Linked DNA regions of Homo sapiens: region 2 is linked to region 1. A link is an interaction called in ENCODE POLR2A ChIA-PET data of the cell type or tissue named here. Cell type or tissue: PC-9. All regions are shown on one strand.

Region 1 (2,500 bases):
TGGCCGTACCTCTCCTTCTTAAGTACTTATCATAGTCATACTTTCATATTTATAGTTTATATGATTATTTGGTTGATAATAAAAATCTGGCCAGGCCCAGTGGCTCACACCTGTAATCCCAGCACTTTGGGAGACTAAGGTGAGAAGATCACTTGAGGCCAGGAGTTTGAGACCAGCCTAGACAACATAGTGAGACTTCGTCTCTACAAAATTTCTTTAATTAGCCAGGCATGGTGGCACCTGTATTCCTAGCTACTTGGGAGGCTAAGGTGGGAGGATGGCATGAGCCTAGGAGTTTGAGGTTACAGTGAGCTATGATTGCACCACTGCACTCCAGCCTGGGCAACAGATCAAGACTTTGTCTCAAAAAAAACAAATCTCTCAGAACTCCAGTTGAGAAAGGCTGATCTTGACCACATATGATCCATGAGGGCAAGATCAATGGGTTTTTATTCACCAATATATTCTCACCTACCAATAGTAGGTGCCTGGTAAAAAATTGTTGAACACTATTAACTATTTAAATGTATTCTTCCAGTTTTTTTCTATGTATTTACATACATCTCTATACAACATTTAAATTTTATTATTTTTGAGATAGGGTCTTGCTCTGTTGTCCAGGCTGGAGTGCAGTGGCATGATTATGGCTCACTGCAGCCTCGACCTCCCAGACTCAAACGATCCTCCCACCTGAGCCTCCTGATTAGCTAGGACTACAGGCATTTTCTTTCTTTCTTTCTTTCTTTCTTTTTTTTTTTTTTTAAGTAGAGACAAGGTCTCCCTATGTTGCCCAGACTGGTCTCAAACTCCTGAGCTCAAGCAATCCTCCCATCTCAGCCCCTCTACCACGCCCAGCCTAACATGTAATATTTTTTTTTTTTTTGAGATGGAGTCTTGCTCTGTTGCCCAGGCTGGAGTGCAGTGGTGTGATCTCAGCTCACTGCAACCTCCGCCTCCAGGGTTCAATCGATTCTCCTGCCTCAGCCCCCCGAGTAGCTGGGATTATAGATGTGCGACACCATGCCCAGCTAATTTTTTGTATTTTTAGTAGAGACGAGGTTTCATCATGTTAGCCAGGCTGGTCTCGAACTCTTGACCTCAAGTGATCCACCCACCTCAGCCTCCCAAAGTGCTGGGATTACAGGTATGAGCCACCACACCCAGCCTAATATTTAATTTTTAAATATAAATTGGATTACATTACATATATGGTTTGTTGACTCACCTTTTTGCTTAAAAACATGTCTCAGAGATCATTACAAAAAGATGTAACTCATTCTTTTTAATAACTGCATACATATCCATAGGATTGAGATGCCTGAGTGGACTAAAGGGTAGCAAAACTGAAGTCATCATTTCCTCTATCAAAACTTGCTTTTCCTGCTGGGCACAGTGGCTCACACCTGTAATCCCAGCACTTTGGGAGGCCGAGGTGGGTGGATCACCTGAGGTCAGCAGTTGGAAACCAGCCTGGCCAACATGGTGAAACCTCATCATTACTAAAAATACAAAAATTAGTCGGGTGTGGTGGCACGCGCCTGTAGTCCCAGCTTCTTGGGAGGCTGAGGCAGGAGAAATGCTTGAACCCGGGAAGCGGAGGTTGCAGTGAGCTGAAATCGTGCCCCTGCACTCCAGCCTGGGCAACAGAGAGAAGACTCTGTCTCAAAAAAAAAGAAAAAAAAAACTTGCTTTTTCTTTATTGTCTCCGATCCTACCATGAATTCAGTTTTCCTGGACTGAAAAATAGAAATCATCCTGGACTTCTCCCATTCCAATACCCTCCAGGCCTAACCAGAAATAGTCTTGTCATTTTTACCTTTTCAATATCTCTTCAATCATCTCTTTCCCTGTCTCTCACTGCTGCTACCCTATTTTCACATCCTCATCACTTTGCACATGAAAAACTACAAGAATGTCATAATGGATTTCTCTGCTTCTAGTCGGCCCTCACAAATCCTTTCTACAGACTGTAGTTAGAATGATCTTCCTAAAGTACAAAGGTAGCTATGGCACTTCCCTGCTTAAAATCCTTAAATGTCTACATAACTACCACAAGGTTAGTAGTAATTCAAGTTCAAGCTCCCCAGAAAGGCCATAAGGCCATCCATGACATGGTCTGCAGTCTCACATTTACCACCTACCACCAGGCCCTTTATGCGAAAACCATCTGCACCACTTAGAATTTCCCCCAAAGCACCACACTCTCTTATCTATGCACAACCATGTGCCTGGGATGCCTGTTTGTCCCTTTTGCCTATCCTATTTTTAGTTCAAAACTCAGTCTAAACATCGCCGTATCCAGGAAGCATTCCCTGACCCTCCCAGTCTGGGTTGGATGCTCCCCTTTGATGCTCCCAAGCCAGTCTATGCACATCACAGAAAAATATCATGTTTGTTTTTCTGTCTTTCCCACTGAAATTAGAGCTCTTTGAACCTTATTCCTCTATGCACTCATAGGGCCTGGCACAGTACCAATTGGCACATAGTATCAATTATTTGT
Region 2 (2,500 bases), 460 kb after region 1:
AACAAACAAACAAACCAAAAAGAACTATGATGAGCAAAATGAAACACAAAGTATTAAGAAATTTATTAAATATTGAATTGCTATACCATAAAAATCTTTTCAAGTTTTTAATTAAAAACTAGAGCTTGTTTCGGTGTTCATAAATTTTTATTCAGGAGTTTTGTCTGGGAAGGCTTCACATAACTCCTGTCAAGGCTTTTTAATGATACTCTCTTAAAAAATACTCAGTTATCATCAAAAACTCACACAAATAACTGACAAAAATATAAAATCATTTTTATACTTATTCAGATGTTTACAGCAGTTGAAATTATATTTTAAAAATCCAACAGTTCTTCCTTTTCCTTAATCAAAATTGTAAGGTTGAAATTTCTTCAGTTAGAACAAATGGATTTCAAATCTAATCTCACTTTTTTGTATCAGGTATTTCAAAATAGCGTGAAGCTCTGTTGCAAAATGTATATGAATTCTTAGAGCAGTCACCCTGGAGTTGGTTGGAGATCATAAAAGGCTACATTCAATGCACATAAGCAGCGATACTACCCAATATGTGAGAACAGGTGTGTTGCCCTTCACCTGGAGCTGTGCTCCCCTGGGAGTCCCCACCTGGCTGGCCTGCCACTGACCAGCAGCCTCTTGGGCAACACTCTGCTCCATGAGTTTTTCATGCAACATTTTTCATGGAACATAATTTTTACTTGAAAGTACAATTGACAGACTGTGGTTTTTTCAGACTTTGGAATTTGGCAGACATTTTCTCAGTAATGAAAGTGAGCATTATCACTTCAAGGGAAATAACTGACAGTATTTTGTTGCCGGCAATAAAATGTTATTCCATGCAATAGCTTCTCAATACTTAAATTTTAAATTAAGAGTTGGAGGCTGACCCTATGTTATGGCCTCACAGTTGGTTGGTTTTTGTTTTGTTTTGTTTTTGTTTTTGAGACAGAGTCTCACTCTGTCGCCCAGTGCAATGGCGCCATCTCGGCTCACTGCAGCCTCCACCTCCCGGGTTCAAATGATTCTCCTGCCTCAGCCTCCCAAGTAGCTGGGACTACAGGCACGTGCCACCACACCTGGCTAATTTTTGTATTTTTAGTAGAGACGGGGTTTCACTGTATTGGCCAGGCTGGTCTTGAACTCCTGACCTTGTGATCCGCCCGCGTTGGCCTCCCAAAATGCTGGAATTACAGGCATGAGCCACCATGCTTAGCCTGGTCGGGTTTTGTAAATGCTCCCTACATGTCTTGTAGGCCGGGCACAGTGGTACGCACCTAGAGTCCCAGTTACTCGGGCTGAGGTGGGAGGATCACTTGGGCCCAGCAGTTTGAATCCAGCCTGGGCAGCATAGCAAGATCCCACCTCAAAAAAAAAAAAAAGGAATGTGCATTCACCATTTGTTGGATGTAAGGTTCTCTGTATGTCTGTTAGTTTAAATTTAGTAATTGTTCTGTTCAAATCTTCTGAATTCTCACAGACTTTGTGAGCCCGATTTTTCAGTGGTTTATGATGGTAGACCAACGGTGTCATTTTCTTTTAGTTCTGTTAATTTTGCTTTATATGTAACAAGGTTTCATTATTACATGTATTCACACTTTAATGCATGGGATCCTTTTGTTTATGTCCAGTTTCTGAACCTTTTAAGAGTTTACATCAGTGTTCCAGTGTTCATCCAACAAGTTATATGAATCTTTTGCTATGACATCTAGACTGACTTATTCCTTTAAGGCGGCAATGGAAGAGTTAATGGTTAATTTCAAAGACGTCTGAAAAAGCACTTTGTGCATTCACAGCTCTGACTTGGTGCACGTGCAGGAGGGGAAGGTCAGGGATTTGCATCAGCCATGTCACTCCCCACCTGGAGCTGGGCAGAGACACACGTGCTCCTTGGTCAGTGATTTTTGTAATCCTGGGCTTTCCAGCCTGGCCAAAGCAGGAAGCCTAAGCCATCAGACTAAACACTTCTGCTGGCTTTCTGCTTTCATACCTGGGGAGGAGAGTATCTTCAGGTGCTAGGAGAGCTGGAATATGAGTGCATATTGTGCCTGGCTGGCCTGGGATTCCTAGAGTGTTCTGTTCTTTGTACAGATCTGGGATCATTGGGCTGCTGGTGAGACCCAGACTTTCATGCCACTACCCGAGAGGTGAATAGTCCCTGAAGTGTTGGTACACTCAAAATAGCAGTTCCTCTGTATAAGGCAAATTCACATGCAACTCTAAGAACACATTTGTATAAAGGAGATGCGCTGGGATCTGTAACCTTGCCCAACCCCAGCAGTAGAGAAGCTCTGCTCCTGTATTCCTGGAGTATAATGCCTATGCCTTCCTGATTGCTTTCTTTTCTCATTTACACTTCCTAAAGATGATGCTTAAATTTTCCTGCTAGTCAGGGAACTCTGTGAGGGGCCACACACAGACTGAATAATCAGTAACATGACTATGAGGCTGGGGCTGAGAGTAAAGTGCTTGTCAGGTAAAGACCTTGGTTGAGATGGAGCAG

The links. Peaks named below come from ENCODE experiments on the same cell type or tissue, not always from the same donor. Only the 100,000 strongest peaks of a DNase experiment are listed, where the experiment ranks them.
Region 2: POLR2A ChIA-PET joins it to region 1 with 12 read pairs; 2 of 35 experiments call an interaction of 5 or more read pairs at or near these places.

The regions. Positions count from the first base shown.
Region 1 is chr1:43,342,188-43,344,687 of GRCh38, forward strand. The region is part of intron 6 of MPL (MPL proto-oncogene, thrombopoietin receptor); the gene reads left to right. Among named protein-coding and RNA genes, the nearest start is that of MPL, 5.6 kb to the left of the region's middle. In PC-9, no CTCF peak of the experiment used is centred here; a DNase peak (open chromatin) is centred at 1,334; H3K27ac peaks cover 2,032 bases.
Region 2 is chr1:43,802,009-43,804,508 of GRCh38, forward strand. All of the region lies in intron 3 of ST3GAL3 (ST3 beta-galactoside alpha-2,3-sialyltransferase 3), which reads left to right. Among named protein-coding and RNA genes, the nearest start is that of MIR6079, 35 kb to the right of the region's middle. In PC-9, no CTCF peak of the experiment used is centred here; no DNase peak of the experiment used is centred here.